Regions from separate parts of the Homo sapiens genome. Here regions 2, 3 and 4 are each linked to region 1. Evidence: chromatin contacts called from ENCODE Hi-C data. All regions are on one chromosome and are shown on one strand. Each heading gives the region's core, a stretch centred on a gene start or an enhancer-like site at or near the end of the contact. The rest is flanking DNA. Distances are from core to core; before and after follow the strand shown. Region 1 holds the start of SLC35A5 (solute carrier family 35 member A5). Region 2 holds the start of CD47 (CD47 molecule). Region 3 holds the start of IFT57 (intraflagellar transport 57). Region 4 has its middle 120 kb from the start of SNORD155.

Region 1 (7,059 bases), core at 2,518-5,017:
CTTTCTTCTGAGTCCTTAAACTTTTTTTTTTCTTTTTTCTTGAGACAGTTTTGCTCTGTTGCCCAGGCTGGAGTGCAGTGGCATGATCTCGGCTCACTGCAATCTCTGCCTCCCGGGTTCATTCTCCTGCTTCAGTCTCCCTCATAGCTGGGATTACAGGCACACGCCAACAAACCCAGCTAATTTTTTGTATTTCTAGTAGAGATGGGTTTCACCATGTTGGCCAGCCTGGTCTCAAATTCCTGACCTCAAGTGATCCGCCGGCCTTGGCCTCCTAAAGTGCTGGGATTACAGCATGAGCCACTGTGCCTGGCTACGAGTCCTTAAACTTTTTGCTTGGTAATTTCAAACTACATATTCTCACAACATATCCTGCTTTTTTATGCCTCTGTTCCCTTTTACAGGCTGTTGCCTCTGTTTTGAATCCCCTTGTTCACCTTGACTTCTAGTGGATCAACTGACTTCTAATCAGCGAAGTGTTCTCTGATCCATTTGAACTCCACATCATCCCCTACCAAACAGAATATATAACTTTATCCTCTAGACAATCTCTGCATCTTCAGGATATATCAATTATTGCAGTTATTATAATGGATTTTCATGATGTGTTTACATTCATGTCTCTCCTAATAAACTAAGTCTTGAGGACAAGGTCTATATCTTATGCACTTTGAACCTGCTGCTAATACTTAGCCTAGTGCCTGGCAGGTAAATGTTAACTGCAGTAGAGACTTGGGTACACATCTGACTCTCCAAGTAGTAGACCATTAAAGGTCATATCATGATTGTATGTGTCCTCAATTGTGGGGAAAAGAGAGATCAGATTGTTACTGTGTCTGTGTAGAAAGAAGTAGACATAGGAGACTCCATTTTGTTCTGCAATCTGTAACCTTACCCCCAACCCTGTGCTCCCTGAAACAGGTGCTGTGTCAACTCAGGGTTAAATGGATTAAGGGCTGTGCAAGATGTGCTTTGTTAAACAAATGCTTGAAGGCAGCATGCTCGTTAAGAGTCATCACCACTCCCTAATCTCAAGTACGCAGGGACACAAAACACTGTGGAAAGCCGCAGCGACCTCTGCCTAGGAAAGCCAGGTATTGTCCAAGGTTTCTCCCCATGTGATAGTCTGAAATATGGCCTCGTGGGAAGGGAAAGACCTGACCGTCCCCCAGCCCGACACCTGTAAAGGGTCTGTGCTGAGGAGGATTAGTAAAAGAGGAAGGAACGCCTCTTTGCAGTTGAGACAAGAGGAAGGCATCTGTCTCCTGCTCGTCCCTGGGCAATGGAATGTCTCGGAGTAAAACCCGATTGTATATTCCATCTACTGAGATAGGGGAAAACCGCCTTAGGGCTGGAGGTGGGACATGCGGGCAACAATACTGCTCTTTAAGGCATTGAAATGTTTATGTGTATACATATCTAAAGCAAAGCACTTAATTCTTTACCTTGTTTATGATGCAGAGACCTTTGTTCACGTGTTTACCTGTTGACCCTCTCTCCACTACTATCCTATGATCCTGCCACATCCCACTCTCCGAGAAACACCCAATAATGATCAATAAATACTAATGGAACTCAGAGGCTGGCAGAGATCCTCCGTGTGCTGAGCGCCGGTCCCCTGGGCCCCCTTTTTTCTTTCTCTATACTTTGTCTATGTCCCTTTCTTTTCCAAGTCTCTCGTTCCACCTAACGAGAAACACCCACAGATGTGGAGGGGCAACCCACCCCTTCACTCAATAACTAGTAAGAAGTACTCAATACAGTTTTGTGGAATTAAAGTGTTTGCTTAAATCCCTACATAAAAAAAGATTTCTTAAATACATACTTATCAAAGCTTATAATTTATACTGTTGATACAATATGACCGCACAATATAATGCTGACACCTTACCATTGATACAATAATTACAATAGTAAGTACCTCACAAATGCCAAGTGACCAAACAAATATATCCTTCTACTTCAAAATAAGGCGCAATTACACATTTTGCTATAGGTCCAGAAACACCTGTTGATTGAATTAACAGTCAAATGTTACGACTGGTTCTTCACCAAAGGGTTTGATTTTTGTATCTGATTGACTCACATTTCATCCATTATCAAACATTTTTTCTTGTTGAGGAATGCAAGGTTAAATAATCAAATTTAAATATGCTTTATCACTCACATGAAGCAAAAGGCATTATTATTTCCATGTTATATATAACAGAACCAAAGGCAAGAGAGAGATGTGTGATTAGATGGAAGTGCTCCATGCATATACCAAGTCTTAACTTACCTTCATTGGCAGAATACTTCACTAGTAAGATGCGACTTGAGCTTAAAGCAATGAATATGGCACCTAGCAGGAATGTATACATTGTTGACAAGGAGCATATTACAGGATGACTACAGCACTGTTTTTCCATTCCACTGTTTTTTAATTACCTTAAAGAGAAAAACACTTTCATGAACGACCTTGTTGGCAGACCCTAAACGCAAATACCATTGATCGTGAGGACAAAAAAGGAATTTTTAAAAAATTTTGGCTATGACTATATCAGCACCAAGAAAGTTGAGGCATAAAGAAACTATGACAAAAGGAAAGTGAAAATCTGATAAGAGGGAGTACTCTGGAGACAGAAAACGTAGAACCAGATTAGACCTGCTGACAAAGGTAGCAGGTGAGCAAATGACACTTTGCAACAGCAGAAAAGAATTCTTCAAAGCAATTTTGAATTTTATTTTTAAATTTTATTTATTTATGTATTTTGAGACGGAGTCTCGCTCTGTCACCCAGGCTGGAGTGCAACGGCGCGGTCTTGGCTCACTGCAACCCCTACCTACCGGACTCAAGCGATTCTCCTGCGTCAGCCTCCAGAATAGCTGGGACTACAAGCGCCCGCCACCACGCCCGGCTAATTTTTGTATTTTTAGTAGAGACGGGGTTTCACTATGTTGGCCAGGCTGGTCTCGAACTCCTGACTGTGATCCGCCCGCCTCTGCCTCCCAAAGTGCTGGGATTACAGGCGTGAGCCACCGCGCCCGGCCTCGCTTTTACTCTTATTAGTAAATAATTTTGCTGTAAGATAAGGCTTTCAGAATTGTATTTTCCTCCTCTTTTCCCTCGGAGGAAAAAGCTTATTAGGACAGACTTCATTACAATAACGACCAAAATGGAAATATCTGAAACACTGCTGTAAAGTTTTACTGAACTAGTTAGTGTTTGAAATGGAGGAGATCGTAGAAATCAATGAATCTAAGGCCCTCTTTTGATAGGCTGAGGACACTAAACCCCAGGTTGGGTAAGTAACTTGCCCAAAGCCTCCCAGCGTACTGTAGGAATAGCGCATAGAGCCTGCGGGGAGTGGGGAGAAATGCCAATACTGACAGCCCCATTGGGCGCACGCCTACAGGACGCCTCCCCGACAGGAGGGGGCCAGATTTCCCTTCACAGTCAGGGACTACCCTTCTAGTCACACATGCGCAGTAGGGCTCTTCACTGGCGCACCCTCCCCTCAGACGCAGGCGCAATTCCTTGCCCGCGGGGCGCGGTTACCTCCCTCAGAAGAGCTTCTAGTGGAAGAACGCACATCCTAGAGCTGAGACAGTAACTGTCTAGCCCCGTAGTAGCAGCAGTAGCCTTTAGGGTCCATACGTGGAGAAGCTACAGTAGGTATAGGCGAAAAAGCCCCTCCCTCTAAGCCGCCTATTGCAGAACAAAAACCACGATTACGTCCGGATTGGGAAAAAGCGGACCCGACACCCATTGCGCAGGCACGTTCAGTGTTACGCTTCCGGAAGGAGGGGAGAAGCGGCTTATCCCGCCCCAGCCCGGCCCCTTTCTCACGTCACGTGCCGGGAGAGTCTAGTGTCACGTGAGGCCCCGGTGGCGGCGCAGCTACGGCAAGAGAGTGAGAAGGAAGGGAAGCCGGAAGGGGCGCGAGTGAAGCAAAGCGAGGACAGACAGCTCGCAGAGGGCGAGGGGTGCGTGTGCGTCCGCTTCTCACCTCAGGTCTCCCTTCGGCCCCGCTGCCCTCCCTCGCGGCTGGGTGACAGCTGGGTCCGGTCCGTCGCGGGCTGCCTGGGGTGCGAGGATCGCGCACCCCGTCTTCGCGCGCTGTGCCTGCCGCCCCGCCCCCTCGTCCCGCCCGTCCCGTCGCGTCGCGTCCCGTCCCCTCGGGTGCTGCCAGCCGGGTGCTGATGCGAGTCGGTGGCAGCGAGGACATTTTCTGACTCCCTGGCCCCTGACACGGCTGCACTTTCCATCCCGTCGCGGGGCCGGCCGCTACTCCGGCCCCAGGATGCAGAATGTGATTAATACTGTGAAGGGAAAGGCACTGGAAGTGGCTGAGTACCTGACCCCGGTCCTCAAGGTAAGCCAGGCCAGGGTTGCCGGGAGCTGTCAGGCACATGCTCGACTTTTCAGGGACCAGGCGCCGCAGGAGTCCCCGCTTTCTCCGGCGGGGCAAGGTGTAGGAAGGCAGTAGGGCTCGAGACACAGGGAAGTGTGCAGCCCCCACCCGTAGTCTTAACCGGCTGTTCGTTAGGGCTTTCTGACTCCTCAGGGGTAAACTTGGAGCGACGCTCTGCGTGTTCCTGCCTTCTCCCGTCATAACTCTGCGCGGTCGGGTACGTCGGGTTGGAAGGGTGTTCGGAGGCTGAGTAGATTGAAGAACGTTAAATCCAAACACTGGAAGTCTTTTAGCCTTTTTAAGCAAGGATTTTGCTTCTCTTTAAAAAATGAATTTAGTGTTTGACACACAGAGGTCAAAAGAGACCTGAGGTGAGGTCACTTTTCCTTTAAGTTTCATGAAAGTCCGCTGTAGTGGGGAAGTTGTGACTGCGATCCCAACTCGTTTAGATTTCAGAGGAAGGAGGTGAAATTGGCAACATTATCTCATTCAGTAACCTTGAACCCATCTAACGAGCAAAACCTTTTTCCCAAGCTTTTCAGATAGCCGTAGCTGGTTATTAGTGATAACAAGGCACGGTTTGACCTTCCTGGCTGTATAATTTTTAAAAATATATTGGCAACAGTACAGCATTTTTAAAGTAAAAAATTGTGACACATTAGCTGTTACAGTAGTGACTGATTTTTTTTTTAAAGGTAAATTTCTACAACTGCCTTCAAGCTTTTCTTTTATAACTCTTTTGGAGTGTTTTGTTGTAACTTCATTTTTGCTTTCTGAAAAGTGAGCAAGAATAGTAAATTAATGGGAAGTTCTTGCTTAGTTTTTGTTTTTTTTTTCTAGTTGTTTTTAAGCTTTCAGTTAGAATGTACCAATCTCAGTGTGGGGGTGAAATACCTTAATATGCTAAGAATAGTGGAGAGTTTTGCTTTGCTCCCTTTCCATGACAAAGGGAAGTACTAGGTCTATACTTTTTAAAATACGTTTTTGTAAAGCTCCTTTTAAAAGAATAACTTATTGGCCAAGTAAGAAATAAACCAGCGATTATAAATGAGAATTTCAACTGTTGCTTTGCTTACATTTGTTTACTGTGAAAGTCATTTTAAGATTATTCAGTCAAACTAAGATTGGAAAATAATTTTCACATTTGAATCAAATGCTTTTACATAATTATGTTAACTTTTCAGAATATCATATCTACCTAGGTATACAGTATTTTAATAATACACCATTGTACAACTTTTTAGTTTCCGGGAGAGAGGAGCAAGAGACTGCCCAAATGAAATATAAAATGTATGATGTAGAATTATGTTTTCAGGAGTCCATCATACTTGCTCACCAAACTGAAAAGGAACTGTTGGCATGTCAGTATGTATGGTATATGTCTTTAGTAAAAAGGAAAGAATGAATGACCGTCTCCTTGATACTCCTGTGCAAACTGTTGTTTACAGAGAGAATCCTTACAGTTTCCTGCTTAGGGAGGGCAAGGAGAAAGAACAAAATCCTCAGGAAATAAGTAATAGCCTTCTCCTAGCAAGTAAAAATTAAGAAAAATCATGTTTTGTTTGGAGTATGTACATGCAGTAAACACTGAAGTTCTTACAATCATCTCTAAGGTTCTGCTTAATTGGTAGAGGCCCCAATCTCATCTGCTCCATCCCCTGACTGCTGTTGCTTAAGCTAACCTGATCTCTTTATTATTCTGTTAAGCACACTCTTGGTTTGGGGTTTTGCATGTGCTCTTCCCTCTATCTGAAACGCGCTTCGCACTTAACAGCCTTATGGCATGTTCCTTTCCTTAAGGTTTTTAAGTCATTATTCAGTGAAGTCTTTGTTCTCTTACCATTCTATTTTAAATGGCCATCTCTCCCCAGCCACCCCACAGATTCCTCTCAGCTTCATTTTTCTTTATGGTATGTTATTCATTACCATTTGGCTTTTCTTCCTCAACTGGAGTTGAAACTCCTTATGAGGGCAAGAATAAATTTGTATTTATGTTATTCACCCCCAAATATCCCCACTGCCTCAAATAGTGTCTGGCACATAGTAAACATTTGTTGAATGAATAATGTTTATAAATGAGTGTTTTCATTTTTGTAGACTCTACCAGAAAATCTTACATATAACTTAAAGTTTAGAAAAATTTAGAGAATAGTGTGTCAGTATCTTGGTGGAGATGAGAATTAGAGGAAAATGCTAAATAATTTCTAGATTTGGTTTCTAACATTATTCAGTTTAAATAAGACTGGCTGAATTGTAAGATGTCTAAACATCTTTAAGACATTTTTGCTGTGCTGTAAAATAAAGGTATTTGTTCATTTCACAGAATCACTGTAAGGCTTTATTTTTATTTAAATCTTAGAATGTTTGTACATAGAGCTTGGCCGGGCGCAGTGGCTCACGCCTGTAATCCCAGCACATTGGGAGGCCGAGGCGGGTGGATCACCTGAGGTCAGGAGTTCGAGACCAGCCTGACAAACATGGAGAAACCCTGTCTCTACTAAAAATGCAAAAATTAGCCGGGCATGGTGGCACATGCCTGTAATCCCAGCTACAGGCAGGAGGCTGAGGCAGGAGAATCGCTTGAACCCGGGAGGTGGAGGTTGCCGTGAGCCAAGATGGCGCCACTGCACTCCAGCCTGGGCAACAGGAGTGAAACTCCATCTTA
Region 2 (7,059 bases), core at 2,953-5,452, 4.5 Mb after region 1:
AAATATACTCAGGACAAATTTCATTTTCTCCAAGCTAATGTGATAGAAGAGGAAACTATTATGTAGAAACAAATATCTACTGACACATTTTGTTAGCAGTATGAACAAAGCATCATGGGAGAGATAACTAGACCTATGAAATGATGGAGAATCATGGCAAAGAGGAAAAGTAGGGTTGAGAAAGGCTTCTTGGAGGAAGTGATATTTGATCTTGGCCTTGAAGAATGAGCTAGAATTCTCTGAGTTGAGGAGCAAAGAAGAAAACATGAGGGAGCATTATGAGAAGCAGAGCAAACAGCGTAATTGAAGCACAAAAGCCTGAAAGTAGCATAGTCCAGGCATGGAATAATCCAGTGTTGCTAGTGTTGCCTGACCATGCAACAGATGTTAGTTTGCATTCCATTGGCCAGAAGTATTAACAAGTGAAGAATCTTAATTACAAAAAAAAGCACATATTCAGAGACACTAAGAAGAAAGAGATAATACTCTGAAACTACAACCAGCTGATGACTGATAAGTCAAAATTAGGAATTTAATGATGCTAAGAACCTCTAATATGTCAGGTCAGCTCCAAGGTTAGTTCAATAGTTTCATTCACATATGTTGGCCAGGCACGGTGGCTCACGCCTGTAATCCCAGCACTTTGGGAGGCCAAGGCGGGTGGATCATGAGGTCAGGAGATCGAGACCATCCTGGCTAACACGGTGAAACCCCATCTCTACTAAAAATACAAAAAATTAGCCGTGCGTAGTGGCGGGCACCTGTAGTCCCAGCTACTCGGGAGGCTGAGGCAGGAGAATGGCGTGAACCTGGGAGGCGGAGCTTGCAGTGAGCCGAGATCATGCCACTGCACTCCAGCCTGGGCGACAGAGCGAGACTCTGCCTCAAAACAAACAAACAAACAAAAAATAAAAGATAAAACATATGTTTACACAACACCCTTTTATGCTAGGTGCTTTGTCAGACACTGATTGAAGATATGGTTCCTGACCCTGAGAGGTTTATTTACTCATTCAGTCATTCATTTATTCACTCATTCTATTTATTCTTTTAACAACGATTTGTTGAGTACATACTATGTGTCAGGCAAAGGGGCTAGCAGTAAAGAAGACTCATATGGTCCCTCCCCTCATTGAGCTTACAGTATAGGAAACAGTTATTACTGAACACGAAGACAGCTATATAAACATAATTTCAATAAAAGATGGTAACTGATATGCACCAAAGTAAGACTAAAACACAGAGAAGTGCACTTAACTTATACTGGCATTATCATGGGCCTTGATTTACTGTGGGATCCTTTGCTGTTATGTTCCCTTACGTTGAAAGATGCATCTGGCCCTACACAAAGCACAGACTATGAGTAGGTAGGCACATACAGTTCTAAGCCAACCCCTTGGGGCACCAGGAGACAGCACTGTCTCATGTCGTTGCATGACACACCACCATGGGGCAAAACATTTGCTGAATGAAGTTACAATAAGGATACAATTGTATCTACATAAACATTTAAAGATACTATCATATCAATACCTACTATGTGGCAGGATCTTGATGTTGTGTGGGGAGGAAGATAAAAGTAGATGTATCGTTGAGACAGAAATGAGGGCAAGGGAAATTTTTTATGCATTGAGAGAGGAAGTTTGTGAATTTTTTCGCTGGCCATGGAGTCAGGGAGACTTCAGTCCAACCACCGTCCCTCCCTGAGCTTGTGACCAAGCCTCACTTTCCTTATCTATAAAGGTGACAAGAGTGATTTTTTTAAGTTTATTTATCTGTAAAGGGGAAACTGTAGCAACTTTGCTATTATAGGGTAAAAAGAAAAAAGGATGAAAACCAGAACAAGGGAGAGAGACAAGAGAGAGAGCAGTGTCACTTATAACTGTGGGCAAAGTGCTCACCATTCCTCTTTCCCTTTGTTTCCTCATCTCAAAAAGGGAGATCATAACATTTATCCTTTCTGAGGTTGTTATGAAGATTAACTTAGGTGATATAGCTAATGTGTACTTCCTGTGTTCAAAACATTCTAATATGTATTATCCCCTCCCTCTCTACCCAAGAAACTCCTTACATACAGATAAGATGAGCTCAACATCCAAATTAAAATGCTTTGAAAAGTTAAAAGGCAAACCTTTAAAATGATTAAATACTGAAAAGAGCTTAAGGTTATCTCAGAGAGAGGATAATCAAACCTAGGCAGGCTGCTTTGGACTGTCTCTCCTGGGATATGCCTGCTTTTGCCCCACCACCAAAACATACCCCAGCTAGATTCCCAAGAGCAGCAGTGGTCACCCAGGTGGCCTCTCATTCCATTTTCTGCACAAAAAGACGTTAAGCATATAGCTCAGTAGCTCCCAGTGTAAAACAGAACATCACCCGATCTCCACCTCTGAAGGTTGGGGACAGTCCTTTCTAGTCACTCTTCAGCTTTAGGGGGGTTGGTTGGTATCAGGGACAGCTGACAGCCTTATTTAGCCAACCAGCTGCTCTGTGATACACAATGTCCCTAATGCTCAAAGTCTGGTGGATGATTCTTTTGTATCCACATAAGCAGCAGTTGGAGGAGAATCGATGAGTCCCTTTGGTTGCCTCGGGGTGTCAAGGCTGCCATTCAAATCATTACCACCATAATTATTAACCATTGTTTTAGTGAGATGTCTGCCAGGCAATTGTTTTTATTTTTCAATCATTAAAAAAGCAATCAAATTTCACTAGAGCAATGCCTGCCTCACGCCGCATCAACACATTTATTAAACCCCTTCTGTTTGCCGAGCTCAATGGAAAGTCTTGGAGGAGGGAATACTTAAAATGCTCTCGGATTTAAAAGAATTGATAATGCTGTGGGGAAGAGGTTCACACAAAAAAGCAATTACAGGAAGAAGCTCGATAGTATACAATACACTGGTACAGAGTGTCATAGACAGTGCCACTTTCATACGCTGGATTTTATTTCTGTGGCAATGGGATGCTTGGGAGGAGCCGCACTGTGTAGAGGATTTGGAGAAGTGGGGTATTGTGGTGGGAAATTGCTTTCTTTCCCAGGAGGTAGGAGGAAAACAATCAAGGAGGTGGACAGGATGTGCACTCCATTAGAGCAGCCACCAGAGCCTGACTTTTTGATAAGAGAGTACATCAGTTAGGATAACGGTTAAAAGTATCTTTAAAAGACTTTTGCTTCAGGATGAATGATGTGGCCTGTGTGATTCAGCGATAAATTCAAAAGCCTTGTCCCTATTGTGGCTTGCGGCCACATTTCGAACCCATTTTTCAAGCATGTTAAACCCAAGCGCAGCGCAGAGGGCTGCACATGGGGCAGTCACAAACCAAGCTCAATAACCTTGCTGGTGGGGATGTGTTGGATACGCTGCTAATGCCTGTTTGCGACAATGCTCGCTAGTCCCGGTGGTGGCGGTGTTCACAGGTAACAATGTTTACCACCGTGAATGGAACTTGTTTGATTAACCCTGATCAGAGGATGAAAACACTAAAGAACCAAGTGAGAAAGAGGGAAGAGAACCGCATAGGGAAGAGCAGAGCGAGTAGACGAGCCGAACGCAGAGCCCGCGAGGGGCGAGTGGAAGCTCCCTGCGGGCAGGTACCCGACCACCGCCCTGCCCTGGGCGTGGCGGCCTCGGGCTCAGGGACCGCTTCGGCGCTAGACGGCCGCGTCCGGAGGAAACGGGCGCTGGTGAAAGCCTAGGTGTCCTGGTCCACGCGCGCAGCCGGACGTCGGGTCCAGGGAGAGACGCGGGCTGGGGCGGGACGGGACCCGGCCCCTGAAGCGCGAGGGTGGGAGTGAAAGCAAAGAGGAGAAAAGTAGAGAGAGAGGACAGTGGGGCCCAGCGCCGCGCGAAAGGCAGGAACCGACCCGCGGACAGGAACGGGTGCAATGAGGTCCCCGGCGAGCGTGGGAACACAGGGTTCAGCCTCCTGCGGCGGGCGAGCACGCGGACCCCAGGGGCGGGCGGGTGCGACAGGACGTGACCTGGAAGCGCGGCGCGTGCCACCGCCCTGGAGCAGGCATCCGGCCTCCGTGGAGCGGGCAGGCGGGCCCCGGGTCTGGAGCCTGCGACTGGGGAGGGCGCCGCGTCAACAGCAGCGGTTGCGGGGCGGGGCCGAGTGCGCGTGCGCGGCTCTCGCGGGCGGGGAGCAGGCGGGGGAGCGGGCGGGAAGCAGTGGGAGCGCGCGTGCGCGCGGCCGTGCAGCCTGGGCAGTGGGTCCTGCCTGTGACGCGCGGCGGCGGTCGGTCCTGCCTGTAACGGCGGCGGCGGCTGCTGCTCCGGACACCTGCGGCGGCGGCGGCGACCCCGCGGCGGGCGCGGAGATGTGGCCCCTGGTAGCGGCGCTGTTGCTGGGCTCGGCGTGCTGCGGTGAGTGGCTCCTCGCTCCCAGCCCTGCGGCTGCTGTCGCTTCGCCCCCGCGGGCGTGTGGGCTGCGCCCCAGCCAGCCCGGCGGCGCCCTGAAGAGGGTGGCCGGGGCGCAGAACACTCGGGCCCTGAGCGCCCGAAGTGCAGACGTGGGAGGGCCCCACGGGGAATCGGGCGCCCCCCTTCTTCCTCCCTTCCTTTCCCTGGTCGTCTTCTTCCCCCTGGGTGAGAGCGGGGCTCATCTCCTCCACCCGGTTCTCCATCTCCAAATGCACACACACAGGAAGACTCCAAACCGCGCACCTCGCGCAAAAATTAACTAGCAAGAAAGGGCGCGATCAGAGGCAAGGGGCTGCAGCTGCTAGGGATCCCCTTCTTTCGCACCCCTCTCCCTTCTCAGTGCTTAGACGCATTTGGGGTTGAGGGAGGGAGAGTGGGAGGGCCCGGGCCTCTTGCGATGGAAGTGCGCATTTTGGCGAAGTCGGTGAGAAGGGGTTTCTGCCGTTTGCCTCCCACATGAACATAGGAGCGAAGAGGACGTAAAGGACACAATTAAGTTTCATTTTCAACTCAGCATTCAATCAGAAGAATCTTCCGGCCGTGTAATTTTTGCTGTCGTTTTTAATCCTAAAAATAAGCTTGCTGGAAACTCTTCCTTTCTCGTGACCCTCACGCCCCATCAGCCACTTGCATACATTCTAAATTGTACGTTGAAGTTTTTCCCACTTTATTTGGGGGAACCGTTTTAAAAGTAATCTGGTTTTCGCCTGAAATAGGAAGACAGTAACCTCCAGTCAAAACATGTGCAGCAGAATGGGATTTGGTGTTTTTCGACGCCAAAGAACCTCCACCCCCCCACCCCCACCCCGAGCTTTTGGAATCCATTTCGCTTTTGTAAAACGTGTGCTTCGTCTGTAAAAACTGAGCAAGGAATAGAAACATTCGTAGCTCTACAGTGAGTGCCTGTCACACTTCACATCCATAGAGCCTTTTGTGAACTTTTATAAGATTCAGAATTCAGCTTGAGCACCAGTGACAGCAATTGTTACATTTATTCTAGAATGCTAAATTAATTCGATTTTAAACTGATTATTAGCCTCGGTGTGCCGTTCCTAAAGGCTTGTGACTTTAGGTATTTCCAAGATGCCCTTAAGTCTCTGCTTACCACTTTCCTCCCTCCCCGAGCATCCTGGATGTTGGGACTGTGAATCCAGGTCTCCGTTATCTAAATGGTTGATGTTAGTGTTTCCTGTCATCACGTTTAGTATGCTTGTTGCCTTTACTATCATTATAGCTAAAATAATACTGCTTTCAGAGATGTGTTGTATAATCGCATAATAATTTCAGAACGCCTTCATATTGAACCAGATATGAAGTGATACAGTATCATTTATTCAAACTGCCTAAAAAGTAAAAAGTATAAACCATATACTATTTTTAAAACAGGTAGGTTAGATTTAAATCACGTAGTTTAGAACTGTTGGAATGGTACTTTGAGTGATAGGATTTATGTTAGGCCTTCTTTAGTAATAGTTAATATCATGTAATTAGCACTCGTTTACACACAATTTTAATGTGTTCGAATCCCTAGAGTCATCGAATTCAGAATTTATAGTATTTTATTTTACTTAGTTAATATTAACCTAAAAAAAAAGCAAAATACAGGCATTATGCAGTTGAGTTGTGTTAAGTGTGGACTGTAAAACAGGATAGTATTTGTTATAAAATATGTTTTTGTATGTGTTTAATATATAGCTTCAAAAGGACATGTATGAAGAAAGATGTCTCAGCACATAGGTAGTTATAAACCAAGGGTTTGAGAGACTGACTTTAGAATCTAGAATGAGTAAGAAAGTGATGGATCTGTACATTCATTTGTATTGAAGTTTGATTTTGCTTTCAGTTTCGTTAATTAAGCCCCGGGAATCAGGGACCTTTCCTGGCACCCTCTACAGTGTTAGTGGCCTTTGTGGTAAAAGAAGTTATCTCAGATACTCATTTCATGCAATTACAGGCAAACTGGAAGGCACCTTAATGGTATGCAAGATGTGAAATGAATTACTATGTTGCATTCCACTCTGCCCCCACTCATGTACAATTATACTTTGTTTAAAAGTGCATAGTTTCAGTGGTATTTATTAGCTAGCAAATAAAACTTTAAATAAATAATGATGGTGTTGTGAACTGTCTTTTCAGTGGTTGAATGATTCCTCTTTGTTCAAAATGAGTTGTTTTTTTTTTTAAATCAGGGTACATATGATTAAATAAAATTTTTTTCCATCGTCTAAGTCTAGTAGTAATTTGGCTTGTTTAAATAAAAATGTTTTCTCTTAAAGAATATATTATTTTTAATTACAAGTTGCCATTTTAAGGAAGTAAATGCCTATTTAAAAGTACGTATTTATGGGGCCGCCCCAGCAGTCTAGAGGCAGTGTTTTTTAAAGCATTACACTAAATGCCTACCATTAGGACACTTGCTCATGCTGTCATCTGTGTTTTGGCAGATGTTTTATCTTTGTCACTGAGTTGTTCATGGAGATTTGAAAGGCCAAGTTCTAAAGATGAGAGATAGATGACTTTCCCCCCAAATTGATACATATTCTAAATCCAAAATAATCACGCATATTCGCAAAACTAGATTTGCATTTCATAGTATGAATTCAGCTATAGCTAGTATATAGGCATTGCTTTT
Region 3 (7,059 bases), core at 3,207-5,706, 4.3 Mb after region 1:
GTAACACTGATTCTGCCGCAAACTAAGTTTCCATATGAATGCTCATCTGCTTTCAGGCTATTTTGTATATATTCTGATAATATCATTAATTTATACTTTTATTAGGAATCTTGCTATCTGATATATTGTAATTCCTACCTCAGACTTCTTTAAAATTTATGCTTACATATGAATTTCAGAATAGCCCTCCTGGAATTATAGTTGAAATTATGCTAAATTTATAGATTGGGCAAATATGCTGACTTTTCTCATTATAAACATTGTATTCCTATTTGAATTTTTCCAAAACTTTCAGTAAAGTTTAACAATCTCTCTATAAAGATAATGATAGGTTTGTTCCTGGGTGCTGTGTGTTGCTTATTATGAGGTTTGTTTTTCTAACTATCATCTCCAGTAACTTTTGGGGTTTTAAGTGCTTTTAATTCAAAATAGTCAATAGAATACTATGCATCCAATAACTCTTTTTAGTTTGGACCTCATATATGGCAAACTTGCTGAGCTATCTTAATAGCATGTCTGTAGATTCTCTTGGATATTTTAATTAATCACAGCAACTGCAATAGTTACTCCTATCTTTTTGTCTGAGTGCACTGGTTCTGGTCTATAGGGCAGTTTTGAAGAGGTAATGTAAATTGCTTTACGAGGCACCGCTTTTAAAGATTTACATATAAATATGATTTTTTTCCTTCTAGATTTTTGGCAGACACTTTTGATGAGGTTGAATGGGGCTTAGAACATGCCACCCCAAAATATGCTGCTGTTGCATACTGATTATTGTGATATGAAGGCACCTGCGATACAGCAGATATATGAAGGGCTCTCTGACCTTCCCCTTCCTACTTAAAAGCAAGTCATAAAATTTCCCATGAGAAAGAAGCCATCCCTGTACCAGGAAATAACATTTTTATGATGGGAGCCTGGAAATTAATGCTAAAATGGGTCTGCAGAAACAAACCTATTAAAATAATCTTTATCTTCCACTAATTTTACCCATATTTTTCCTAGTCACTTGTCTACAGTTTGTCAACCTTAAATCCCTTTTCCTTTGTCTTGTCACTTCCCTACAAATGTATCATTCTTTGTTTTCTTTAAAAAAAAAAAAGGCATATAAGCTGTTGGTCCTATCCGCTTCATTTTTCTTTTGAATGCTCCCATGTGCATGTAAAAATATTAAATAAAATTTGTGTGCTTTTTTCCTGTTTACTTGTCTTATGTTCATTTAATTCACAGGCCCAGCTATTGAACCAAAGAGGGCAGAAAAAGTTTTTCCTTCTCTATAGTTTCAAGGAAGATTTATTCAGTTAGCGATTTTCTAAGTTTTTAACAACCCAAATGGGTGGTACTAAGCCATTTATAACACAGCACAGCTTTGTTCTTTAAGCCTACCCAGTTTGCCTGAAGGATTTGCTCTTCTATTTGAAGGTGCAGCTGGAAAGCCTTCCTCCATTCTAGAATCTGCCTCCTTTTCACCCCCAGCCTTGCTAAGCACCTTTCAGGGAAATCCATTGAGCTTAAATTGGCTTTGACTGGGATACTTTTTTTTTTTTGAGACAAAGTCTCATTCTGTTGCCCAGGCTGGAGTGCAGTGGCACCATCTCTGCTCACTGCAACCTCTGCCTCCTGGGTTCAAGCAATTCTCCTGCCTCAGTCTCCTGAGTAGCTGGGATTACAGGCGCCCATCACCACGCCTGGCTAATTTTTGTATTTTTAGTAGAGACGGGGGTTTCACCATGTTGGCCAGGCTGGTTTCGAACTCCTGACCTCAAATGATCCGCCTGCCTCAGCCTCCCAAAGTGCTGGGATTACAGGCATGAGCTACCGTGCCCGGCCTGGAATGCTATTTAGTTTTCAGAGTTTCACAGAAAGATCCACGAGTTTTAAAAAGCTGAGGCAGGGGAACCGCTTAAATCCAGGAGGCGGAGGTTGCAGTGAGCCAATATCGTGCCATTACACTCCAGCCTGGTGACAGGGCAAGACTCCGTCTCAAAAAAAAAAAAAAAAAAAGTTACTTTCAATTACCTCACAGATAGTTTGAAAGAAATAAAAGTCAAAGTCAGAAGGCCAGCTATTAATAGTGGCGAATACAGTAAAACCAGGGATGAAATTGAGATTTTACAGGAAGAATGAACATGGCTCATTCTCTTCAAGCTCTAACTCCTTAGTCAACAAATAAACTAGTCCTGCAAACCAAAACAACAAAAAAAAACCTGATACAACTGTATTCCCCAAAGTTTCCAAGTGGCTGAAACAGCTAGAAGAGGATTTGAGTGCATTTTCACACACACGAAGAAAACTATCAAGGAAAAGATCTTTTGATGTGTTACAAACTATTACAGGTAAACAAGGAATCAGCAAAAATAATCCCTGGGCTTTACAAAACAATGAAATTTCAGTGTTCTTTCTAAAACTTTTTATTGGGGAAACATGCAGTATTGAACAGTTAGCTTTTTTGTTCTCTTTGTGCCACAATTACTGGAAATACTTTATATTTTTGGGTTTTTTTCTTCTTCACAATTAAGGGGGGAAATTATTCTGTATACTGCTTTCAGGCCAGGCTGTGTCAGTATTTTACCTGGGAAGGAAATGGCTAAGACCCTGGGAGTCGTTTTGTTTCCCCCAAGTTAAAATACATACGTTGCTGGAGGATTTATCAGCTAAAAAGCAACGTTTGACTATTTCATACTGTGTTACGTAACTTCCTGAAAATGTCAGAACATCTTAAGTAGGCAGCATGCCTGGCAGGAACATCTCCCTCCCTGAGTGTAATAAATTTACTTCCAAAGTCTGAGAGCTTTTTCAGAGTCATGTAAAAAGCCCCAGTTTGCTTGTTAGTTAACTTAGGACCCCAAAACATATCTAAGCTTTCATTTTTCAGTCTTATAAAGCCATACATCTATCTTACACTACTGTGACTGTTATACATACATATAACACCCCCAAGCTGCACATGTGGTGGTGGTTGGGGTATGGACTTATCGGGGAGAATCACTGTTTCAAAAAGGCAAAGACCAGGAAAGATCAATTTGGTAGTGGGGTAACATCAAATCCAATTTTCTCACTCAACTTTATTAAAAGCAGCTGGCTCATGACTTGTGGTAGGCAAGCAATGTTATTTATTTAAAAAGCAATTCTCAGTGGGCTGCCCTTCAGGTTATTCTCTACATAAGTCTGTAATTTTATGTACTTCCTTTCTTTAATGAAAAAATGGTATTTGCCCTTCTGACTTTTCACTTTGATAACCTTATTAGTATCAGAAACAAGTTAGCTGTAGACGGATTACAATGAAAAGTGTTCTCATTTTTTCTAATAAAAACAGGATATTGTAGATACATTTCAAATTTCAGTTGTCCAAAAATGTAGCCCTTCTATATTTTGTAGTGGCAGATACAAGAGATCAGAGAGCCCTTAAAAGTCACGTTATAAACATGAACATATGTTCAATCTCTTGTACTAAGTTTTCTTCCCAAAAACTGCCAGGCATCCACCACTTACCTCATTTTTTGCAACTGTTAAGAAAATTGCCTAATACAGAAGCCTTTTGAAAACTGTAAAGCTGGGCCATTTCTGTGGTCAGTTATGTACCTTTTCTTAAATTTTCTAGGTCAATAACTGCAGAATACAGTAGTAACACCCTATCTTTAGCCACCCTTAGAGCTTTAGGGCAGGGAAATTCCTTTTAAGACCATCTCTATTCTGTTGGATTTAACGAAGTACCCAAACACTTTATACTACATGTAATGGGTTTGAAACAGATTAAGCAGCAGGATGGAAGCTTAGTATTCTTGTTTTTGAAGTAAAACAAATCCTTCCAAATGCCTCCTTTTGTTCATTGTCTTCCTCATCCTTCCAACCACTTTCCTAGCACTGGAGTAACAGCCAGGCAACGTAATACAGTACTTCAAGCTTTACAATATACTGTTAAGTGCAGCATTGCCTAGTGAGAGAAAGATAAAATTAAAGAAAGAACGAGAGAAACCTCTCGTTGGAAAGTTCCTGCAGTAAAAGTGAAACCTATGGTATTGACTATCTTTACAACTATGAAAAACTTTTCAATTCTGAGAAAATAAAGGTATCAGTGAGCCAGTGCAGCCTTCAGTGCTACACGTCTTCACCTCCCTTTAATCTTTTTAACAGCTACTAGCTGACCCAGATGCCCGCTTAATTGCTTTTAGCAACCACCAGGTCCAACACACCTCAAGCCAGCTCAAGACTCACTAGGCAAGCGGAGCAGAAACGTAAGCCGGCTCCCTTCAGACTTTCAGCGAGGGAGAAGACGCAGCCGGCAGTGGGGCGCGAACGCCACGCCTCCATGAGGGGCGGGGCTGCTTCCCGACCACCATTTCCACAGAGGCAGGGCAAGAAGAGGGCCACAGGTGACGTCATTCAGGAAAGCCGCCCTGATTGGAGGGAAGGAGGCGGAGTCTAGTTTCCCTGGTGACGGATTGTCCGGTGGTCGCCTGGTAACCGGTCGTGGCTGTACTGGCGGCGGCAGGGCTGGCGGCTTAGGCCGCAGAGGTCTGTGGGCCTGAGCCCACGCTGGACTCTGTCCGTTCTGCGATGACTGCTGCTCTGGCCGTCGTCACGACGTCGGGTTTGGAAGATGGGGTGCCTAGGTCCCGTGGCGAAGGGACCGGGGAAGTGGTCTTGGAGCGGGGGCCCGGCGCGGCCTACCACATGTTCGTGGTGATGGAGGACTTGGTGGAGAAGCTGAAGCTGCTCCGCTACGAGGAGGAGTTCCTCCGGAAGAGCAACCTGAAGGCCCCGTCCAGGTGGGTGCCGGCGTCCCCGAGCGCCCGGGTGCCTGCTAGCCCCCAGGGAGATGCCCTCCTTGGTCCTGCTGGGAACCAGTTTCGTGAGAGCGGGTTAGCAATTCCTTGCCTCCGTCTTCCTAGCCAGGGAAGGGCACTTCACCCCAAACTCCCGGGAGGTCCGTGGAGCTCACGCAGCCCTGACTTGGTATTTTTGTAGAGAGAATAAATAAGTTTTGGAACGGCAGAAAGGATCGGAAGACAGCTTGCCTGTTTTTTTCCAACACACACGCATTACCAGAAAACACAAACTATATTTTCTGATTGTAAAGATGAAACAAATACTCATTGAAGAAAACTCAGAAAAACACAAGTAAATGTCTAGAAAAATTATAAGACCGTCCAAAATTCGCCTCCAGAGAGGAATGCCATTATCACTTAAGGCTTTTTTTCTAGTTTGGGGTTTTTTGTTGTTGTTTAAGACCCTGTTCATACAACTGGGGACCGTGGGTACTTAGGATCCTGTTAAGGAGCACTTTAAATGCGGTTAGTAAACTTGTTAACTACTTGCTATGGTTTAAAAGACTTCTGCCTTTGTAATAACCATACTCTCAGAAACTGAAAAGTGGAAAAGACGAATGACAACTATTGAATTGTCCCCCTATCATAGAACCTAAAGTTTTACCCTTGTTCCGGTGGGGGAAAAGTCCAACATATCCTGAAAGCAATGCCATTACTTGCTGAGGGTAGTGGTCAGCTAGGACCTTCTCCTCAAATCACTGTAGCTTAGCAGTAGCCAGATAAATCAGTTTTATAGCTTTTCTTTCACTTTAATACTTACATTTGTATATTTTATTCCATAAAAGGCAATCAGTATTAAGAATCTATAGTACTTAATGTCTACAGCCAGGCTCAAATAATTTCCCTTGATAGTTTTAATCTCATTCCACTGCTGTCTTCCAATAACTTGAATTGAAAGATATGTAGGCTTGATATAAACTGTTCATATTAAATTAGTCCATGGTCGGAGAAAAGATAAAGGAAAAAGTAGTGTTGCTTGATCCATGTTAGAAAAGGTAGTCCTGGGATTATTACTTAAAGTGAATTGATCAGGATAATATAGACAACCAACATTTCCTATGTTAATAAAAATGCATTTTTTTCCAAGTATATTTTTAAAATGAAAACAAAATGTCCTTAAGGTTCTGTTGATGTCATCTCTTGCACTGTGTCCTCAGGGGTTCAGCAGGATACTTTGAATCATGGATTTGTGTGGGGATATCCTAGTCCAATGGTTCTCAAAATGTGATCACCAGACCAACAGCATCAGCATCACCTGGGAACTTACTAGAAATGAAATTCCTCAGGCCCTTTCCCAGGTCTACCTTTTCAGTAATTATAGGGATGGGGCCTAGCATCTGTTTCAGTAAGCCTTCCAGATGATTCTGATGGACACTAATGTTTGGGAACCACTGTCCTAGGTTTACAGTATCTATTGGTGTTCATTCCTCTGCCCTAGAAGAGTTATCTGCCGATAAGGAAAAGATGACTTTTTGGTGGGTGGGTGCTTTGAAAGGATAGTGAGCATATACCTGGAAGGACTTCATGGCCTTTTTTCTTCCCAGCTTTCTGTTATCTTCCAGAACATTTACATTTATCCTGCAGGAAAAAGTTTGGGAAACATGAAGGAGTACACGACAGATTTTTATGACAATGGTTATAATAGTTGTAAATACATTGTAAACATAATAATGATAGCTACACATGAACAAGACAAATAAGATCTTTGATTAAACTGACTTGAATGTTGTTGCTAGTGAGTTTTATTCCTATAATGTTTAGGTATAAATCATACTGATCCTCGTAGAACTGTGTTTAGTAGACTAGGGGATTAAGCAAGAGCCCACAGATGTTTGACTGGTGATGTGACATTCACAGGTTCTTAATCCTGACTACACCTTATAAACATGTAGAAATCTTTTGAAATATACCCCATACTGGGCCTACTTTCACTGAAGTTCTGATTTAATTCATTCATGAGGGAAGAAGCAATGTTTGGTCAAGTACCAGTATTTTTATTAGCTCCTCAGGTGATTGAATATGCAGCCAACATAGAAACAAATGTTCACCATAGGTGATAGGTTAGAAACAGTAAAAATGCATAATGAGTAATCGTTGAGGTCTTTTTTAAACTCTGAGGTTCTTCCAGATTACCATTTTCATTCATAAGGTACTTACATATTATTACTGACACTTAAATCATTTTGGCAAAAATTCTACATGCTCTGTGCTCTAACATGCACTACATTTC
Region 4 (7,059 bases), core at 2,968-5,467, 3.2 Mb before region 1:
TATATGTATTATTTTCCTTAATCTTCATATGAATTCTGTTTGTTGTTTATATTATTAGTCCTATTTTACATAAAAGAAAATGGATCTTTTAAAATTAATTACTCTAGGAAGTGCTATGGTTCGAATCTATTCCCCCAAAGGCACGTGTTGGAAACTTAATCCCCAAAGTAACAGTGTTGGGAGGTGGGGCCTAATGAGAAGTGATTAGGTCATGAGGGTGAATGGATTAGTGCAGTTTTCATGGAGAGGGTTGGTTATAAAAGGAGGATGATGCAGCAAGAAGGCCCTTGCCAGGTGCAGCTCCTCAGTCTTGGACTTCCCAGCCTTCACAACCATAAGCCAAAAAATGTCTGTTCATTAACAAAATTGGCTAAGACAAGAAGTAAATGGACTGAAATTCAAACTCAGATCTGTCTGCCTTTACAGACATTGCTCTTAAACACTACATTAGCTCCCAAACACTAAGAAAAGTTGCCAGTCAGAAGATTATAAAAATGCTATGCAACGAAGCAGTACATATCATTTCACAGAACTTCTTCATACAGCTATCTTAGGCAACCGAATACTAACAATTACATGTAATCATAATTAATAATCATGGCAAAACACTAACAGCTCGTGTTTCACAGGCAAGGCCAATTGAGACTCAGAAAATTAACTTTCTGACTCAAGATCACACAGCCAGCTGAATAATAGGACTCCAGCACCCAATCTCTGGGACTTCTGGGTCTAATATGAGTGTTGTTTCTGATATAGACTTCTCTATCCCTGTGGAACCTGGAAGACTACTCTCAGTAGCCCATGAGAATATGCTTGGAGAATCTTAGGGACTAATTTATGTTCTACCAGATTTCTATGTCAAAACCCTAACCCCTAGTGCCTTAGAAAATCTATGACTATTATTTGGAGATAGGACCTTTAAAGAGGGAATTAAGGTTAAATGAATCAATTGAGAGTGGTTCCTAATCCACTCTGTTTGGTGTCCTTATGAGAAGAAGAGACATAGGAATGTGCATGCACAAGGGAAAGGCCATGTGAGGACACCACGAAAAGGTGGCCATCTGCAAGCCAGGGAGAGAGGCCTCAGGAGAAAATGAACCTGCTGACATCTTAATCTTAGACTTCCAGCCTCCAGGCAGGACTGTGAGAAATACATTTCTGTTGTTTAAGCCAGCTGCACTGTGGTATTTTGTTTTGGTAGCCCAAGCAAACTAATTCAAAGAGCAAGTTCACCGCTCTATGTGAGGTTTTGTTAAATGTTCTCACTTTTCAGCCCTACGGTGACAGTTACTATGGAGACATGTATTCTACTCTCACTCCAAATATGAACGCAAACCACTGAGTCTTATAAAGTGATAAATTTTGTGTGTAGGGGTAAGAAACATTGGTAGATGTGTGTCAGGGTGGGAGAATATACATACTGTGAGATTTTATATACATATATGGATATGTGTGTGCATATATACACAGTATACATATATGTGTGTGATATATATATTATATATATATAAAATCACTGCATTTCTACTATCAATAGAAAATGCAGTTCACATCCCCATCCCATAAAGACCTAGATTCACAGATACATATAAGTTCTTTGTGATGAGCTCCCTTTAGGGCACAGCAGCGGAGCATAGATCTGAGCAGGAGAGCAGAGAACTGAGAAGCACTCATTGACTGCTACCGTAGACTCAACTTGGCCACAGCTTCAATGAACCCCAACTAAGAGTAGGGCTTCCTTGGCTGAAACCCTGATGGAGGATCCTAAGCAAAGGCACTAAACAGATTCAAGCAGAAAGACATATCATGGAGGAATAAAAAGGAAACTAGGGAAGTGAAATGTAAATGTTCGCATATTAAGAGGATAATTAAACAATTATTTAATGATTTGGAGATAACATAGTCAATTGGTTCTGAAACACTTGTGGCAAACATCCTTTGTCTCTATGGCATTGTTTTGCCTTTGCTTCAGGGAGCATCCTCTGAGTTTGCAAAGCATGTTCACTTATATTATCTCTGTTGAACTTCAGAACAACTGATTGCGGCAAAAATATTATAACTCTCCCCCTCTCACATAACCATGTCAGAGAAAGGTTTTGTATTTGGAAGTCCCAAAGCATTTTTCTCTTCTTGTTGTTTATGTGCATCATAATCCATTTACTAAAATTATGAAAGAATGGTTTATCTCCAAACTGAATTCCTATCCTCAATAATCCCTGGGCACGCCTCAGTATGAAGGTCAAACACGAAGGATGGCCACTCTCCTCAGAGCTCCCTCTGAATGAATTAAGCAATGCTGACCCACAAGATGTCCATCCTCTCTATGCAATCACACAGATAGGCAACCACCTCTCAGTATGCCAAAATAAGCTGTACTGACCAAAATATTTTCATGAAACCATTTGTTACGGTAAATGAGTTTGGGCATTACTGCCCACGCCCATATGCAATGATTTATCTTCTGCCAAAACAATTTTTATCATCCTGTCCAGACTTTCTAAATGTGGCCCCCCACACACATACTTGTGTGGGGGGTAATGTTGGCAAAATAGTAACCAAGAATGGGGTATAGAAAATCCCTTTTAACCTTTTTGCCACCATAACAAGCTATAGCCTAACACAGATCCTGCAAAAACTCTCTCTTTCTTTTGTTCTTCTAGGGAAAATGAAAGGATTAGGTCAAGAGTTACAGATGTGATCCAGAAGAACCTTTTTTTGTGGCTATTTGTGGCTGTTGGGGCTTTGTTTTGCTTGTTTGTTGATGAGTAGGTGGCAGAAGCCTTTTCAAGAGTGTTTGTCACGTACATTTGGATTCTGAGCAGCTACTGGTCTATTTCCCAAAGGACAAGTGAGCCCACAGAGGTCAGTGGAGAGAGGGAGAGAGTGTGTGTGTGCATGCTCATGAAACGTGGATCAGAATAACAAAAGCAGATGTAGCTGATGGCAGAGGGGCAAGGCTGGAGTTAATAAACCAGCACGCACAGAGGGTTCTGTCAGATGCAGGGAATGCATGACATAATTGTTTCTGCCTCTAATGATCTCAGTGATGTGGGAGACATGAGAATATTAAAACAAGACAGAAAAACGGAAACTCATTTCTAGCAGCTGCCAAACAAAATGGGACGTAAAGCAGGAGAGAGGTATATTGAAATGTTCACAAGGTTCACTTCACCAAAATGAAACTTTACCTCTCACGGATGTCAAATCCTCACCTCTCTCTCATGCAGAAGTCCCCTCCCATTTCCCATCAAACTGTTGCTCCCTGCATTCTTTCTGCATCCTTCCCTGTCACTCTCTTCCCTCGTCACTGTCACTTTGCCTCTCTTGCTTTTTAATCTCTTTCATTTTTCCCCTTCCTTCCTCCCTTCTCCATTATCCTGTCACCACAAACATGCTCTTACAGTTGTTCTCCCCCCTTCCCTCTCTCTCTCTCACACGCGTACACGCACACAAGAACATACACGCACAGACCACACCCCTTCTCATTCATTAGTAATCAACCTGGGAGCCACATCTCCTAATCCCAGCAGTTGAATGGAGCTGTAAAAATGCTCCCTTTGAAAAACACCCAGAAGTGACGCTCCCCGGGCTGCAGGTGGGCGGTGGTGTCGGCGCTGCTGCGATGCTTGCTCCTGCCACGAGGGGGCAGCAGTGCGCGCCGAACGCCGCGCTGCCCGTCGGCGCAGGGAAGGCGGCGCGGACGGCTGCTCACCCGGTGTCACCCGTCACCGCGGCTGACAGCCTGCGTCAGGATTCCGCCCGCGTCCCAGGCGAGCACGGAGGGGCGCAGAGAATAAGCAAACGATTTCTGATGAGTGCGGGCGGGGTGAATTCCGCCTCGGGCTAGTACAGATAGATCTTTTCCAGAAACAAAGGAGTGAGTCAGGCCGCCTGTGAGTCGAGAAGGGAGAGAGGCAGGGCTGGGCGCGACCGCTCGGCCCGGCCGCCTAGCTTCTCCCCGCCCGCCTACCTGCGCCCTCCCTCCTGCCCTGCGGCCCGCGCACCCCCCGCCCACCCGCTCGCGCTGCTGCGGGGCTCCTTCCCCAGGCAGCTGCAGGCGCCGCCCGGTCGGGAGGAAGCTAGAAGGCGGTGTTGCTTGGCCACCTGGGGGCGGGGATGGAGCCGGCCTGCAGAGAGGGAGCGCGGGTGTGTTGGGGGCAGGGTGGGTTTGCAGCCTTTCCTAGGGGTGCGGCTTCCAGCAGTGACGGCAGGGTGAACTCGGCGGCAGGGGGCGGCAACGCTTCTGTCAACCGGCAGCCTCCGCGTGGCTGGGTACTAGAGCTCTGCACATGTTTGTCATAGGTCAGCTCCCCCGACACGCGCGCGCACACGGGGTCCTGGGGTCTTGTTGCGATTCCGCCCCCTTTTACTCCAAAAGAGAGGTAACAGCGTCAACAAGCAGAATAATAAAAAGCGTTTATCGAGTGCTACGCGCAAGGCAGGCTCTGTTTTTACAGTAAATCTATTATTAATTTTAATAAAATGATAGTAAATAATAACAATATGCCCAAATGATGCTGATTGATAACTATCTTATTTCCTTCGTTTTAAGTTGAGAGGATGCAGAAGTATTTTTTTTTCTTTTTCAAGAAGATAGCTAGGTCTGGTTCTCCCTATTTCCAGAGGAGCAAGATGCCTTTATATTTACTCGTGTTGGAAAAACTAGGGTTATAACTACTGTTGGACAGGATTCAGCCTCCGGGCTGTTTTCCCTCCGTGCATTTTTTTTGTTTTCTTTTGAGACGGCGTTTCGCTCTTGTTGCCCAGGCTGGAGTGCAATGGCGCAATCTAGGCTCACTGCAACCTCTGCTTCCCAGGTTCAAGCGATTCTGCTGCCTCAGCCTCCTGAGTAGCTGGTACTACAGGCGTGCGCCACCACGCCCGGGAAATTTTTGTATTTTTAGTAGAGACGGAGTTTCACCATGTTGACCAGGCTAGTCTCGAACTCCTGACCTCAGGTGATCCGCCTGCCTCGGCTTCCCAAAGTGCTGGGATTACAGGTGTGAGTCACCGTGCCCGCTCCGTGCATATTTTTTAAGTGGGAATTTTCATGTAACTGTCCCAATTTACAGCATCCCTTGAACAAGAGAACATCTAGAGACTTGACCTAAATGGTAACCCCATTGGTGGGAGTTGAGGAGCTGTTACTGCCATTAGAAGGGGCAAGTGGCTCTCCAGTTTGCCACAGTACCCACCTTGCCCTAATACGGACTGTTATTACTTGAAGCTGCACCCCTGGGGGAGGGCTACAAGTCAACCCTTTCTTCCCTAACACACACACACACACACACACACACTCACTCTCTCACACAATCTGTCTCTCAATCTCTCCTTTATTTATAAAAGTAAATATTAGACCATAAGTTTCACGAGAGAAGGAATTGTGTCTTATATTTCTTTTGAATCCCTCATAGAAATTCACTGATCTGGACATATTGTAGATACCGCTAAGAACTGCTGAATGGAAATCTGTTGAATAAAATGAGCAATGGAACATTATTTAAACTGTCAGGCTACCACAGATATTGCATCCATTATTTTTAAGGACTATAAAAACATTCATACAAGGCACAACAATTTCTGCTACACGTGCATGCATAAACAGAATTTGATGTTGAAAGCAAAAAAATGTACAACAAAATTAATGTATATGTACTTAATTATAAAAATAAACATTTTTGTTCCTTAGTAATCAGACACAGTAATAGTCTGAGAAATACTAAAGAATGATAGAACTACTCTTTTGTAAGCATTTCAATCTATAGCAAGTTTTGAGCCTGCTATAGAGGTAAAAGAGATATGATGTGATAAAAATGTAAATCAAAATCATAGTGAAAAATAAACTAATATTCTTTTATACTGTATGGAAACTCTAGCTATGCGATACTACATTGCATATGTATCAGTTATAGTTCTATTAGGGAAGTAGAACCATTGTGAGTGATATAAAACCAGGGATTTATTATAGGGTTTAGATTCTATGCAATTATGAGAATGTGTTAAGTAGTCTAAGGCCTCTGCATCTACTCTTGGGCGTGAAGTCTGCAGGGCTGACGATCAAGAAGGAAAGATGCATACGAAATGGATACAGCAAAGAAAAAATGAAACTCATAGTTGTTTCTCATGGCCTCCATGTAAATGACTTGCAGCATAAACTGACGCTTTTCACCAAGGAAACATACACATACCTAGCCAGGGATTCAGAGAAGCAGAAGCAGGGGTATCTAGCAGGACTTGAAGGAGCCCATGCCAACAGGGTGAACCAGCAGATCAGTGACAACTTAGGTGAGCCTGGTTTCACACCCACCTTCAAATCATAAAGATAGTTGGTGCTTCTTTTCTGCCTTCCAGATCTTGTTCATTTTTTCCTTGTGGCCAGTCCTGACCCGGAAACAAAAGGAGTTCTTGGAAATGTGGTTCCGGTTAAGCAAAACAGACACACATAAAGCCATAATAAAGGAATCTTTAAGATCGCAGCATAAAAATCACTGCGAAACTTGGGCTAAAGCAGGGTATTTTGAATATTCAAAAATAAATCATAAATATATGGGCGCAAATAATATATTTTTTAGTTATTTATCAGATTACTTTCTTAATCTGGGGGCATGGGAATTCAGTGGAGAATGAACAGCAAGAAGGAAAAGTACTCAAGGTGATTTGAGAGGATGGACTCCAGAGGATATCACAGATTAATTTGGGTGGAGTCACATAGGCCAGGCATTTTAATAGGATTTAAGACAAGGGGAACTCAGTAGGGCCCTATGAGACAGAACTGTAGCTTCAGATCATAAAAAGAAAAAATAAACATGAAGGAAAACTACCTATTATCTCTCTGGCATAAATGGCAAACACAGAAAAGGCCAGCCACCAACAATGATGCTGGATGATGTTTATCACCACACTGAAAACTGCACTTTTAACTCTGCCCCTCACCACCTGCCCCTCTTTCAGGCTTCTCCCTCTCTGAAACCGACCCTGCATCCACCCGGTTTCTCAAGCAAAAAATCTGGGCATCAACCTTGATTTCTCTTCCCCTCATTCTATCTGCTAACTTAGTCA

Evidence for each region. Hi-C counts contacts between places; a loop is a spot of excess contacts on that map. Pooled maps may share reads with other maps.
Region 2: a pooled map shows a loop between it and region 1 (9-fold over the local background). The contact joins the promoter of CD47 here to the promoter of SLC35A5 in region 1. A Hi-C loop is called at or near these places in 6 of 50 pooled maps.
Region 3: a map of naive thymus-derived CD4-positive, alpha-beta T cell shows a loop between it and region 1 (34-fold over the local background). The contact joins the promoter of IFT57 here to the promoter of SLC35A5 in region 1. A Hi-C loop is called at or near these places in 2 of 168 maps with a recorded cell type or tissue (CD4-positive, alpha-beta memory T cell and naive thymus-derived CD4-positive, alpha-beta T cell) and 10 of 50 pooled maps.
Region 4: a loop to region 1 is called in a map of B cell, with 22 times the contacts of the local background. The contact joins the enhancer-like site here to the promoter of SLC35A5 in region 1. A Hi-C loop is called at or near these places in 2 of 168 maps with a recorded cell type or tissue (B cell and naive thymus-derived CD4-positive, alpha-beta T cell) and 8 of 50 pooled maps.

What each region holds. Positions count from the first base shown.
Region 1 is chr3:112,558,753-112,565,811 of GRCh38, reverse strand. SLC35A5 (solute carrier family 35 member A5) reads right to left here and starts at 3,767. Exons shown (of 7, transcript NM_017945.5): 1 at 3,539-3,767; 2 at 2,279-2,427. The coding sequence starts at 2,408. It overlaps ATG3 (autophagy related 3), which reads left to right and starts at 3,850. Exons shown (of 12, transcript NM_022488.5): 1 at 3,850-4,355. The coding sequence starts at 4,284. RefSeq lists enhancers at 229-1,038, 1,039-1,848, 3,469-4,278, 4,279-5,088.
Region 2 is chr3:108,088,174-108,095,232 of GRCh38, reverse strand. CD47 (CD47 molecule) reads left to right here and starts at 4,202. Exons shown (of 11, transcript NM_001777.4): 1 at 4,202-4,370. The coding sequence starts at 4,325. RefSeq lists silencers at 3,589-3,648, 3,659-3,708, 3,729-4,478.
Region 3 is chr3:108,219,821-108,226,879 of GRCh38, reverse strand. It overlaps IFT57 (intraflagellar transport 57), which reads left to right and starts at 4,456. Exons shown (of 11, transcript NM_018010.4): 1 at 4,456-4,769. The coding sequence starts at 4,558. It overlaps LOC124909405 (a long non-coding RNA gene), which reads right to left and starts at 4,275. Exons shown (of 2, transcript XR_007095999.1): 1 at 4,194-4,275; 2 at 2,396-3,934. RefSeq lists a silencer at 4,249-4,542 and an enhancer at 4,478-4,737.
Region 4 is chr3:115,781,254-115,788,312 of GRCh38, reverse strand. No RefSeq gene overlaps it. Among named protein-coding and RNA genes, the nearest start is that of SNORD155, 120 kb to the left of the region's middle. RefSeq lists enhancers at 3,059-3,737, 3,769-4,269 and a silencer at 3,979-4,028. Within about 2 kb of position 4,217, at least 38 of the 41 ENCODE cell types and tissues checked have a DNase peak (open chromatin) inside an H3K27ac peak, as active enhancers do; they include B cell, where a contact is called at or near this core.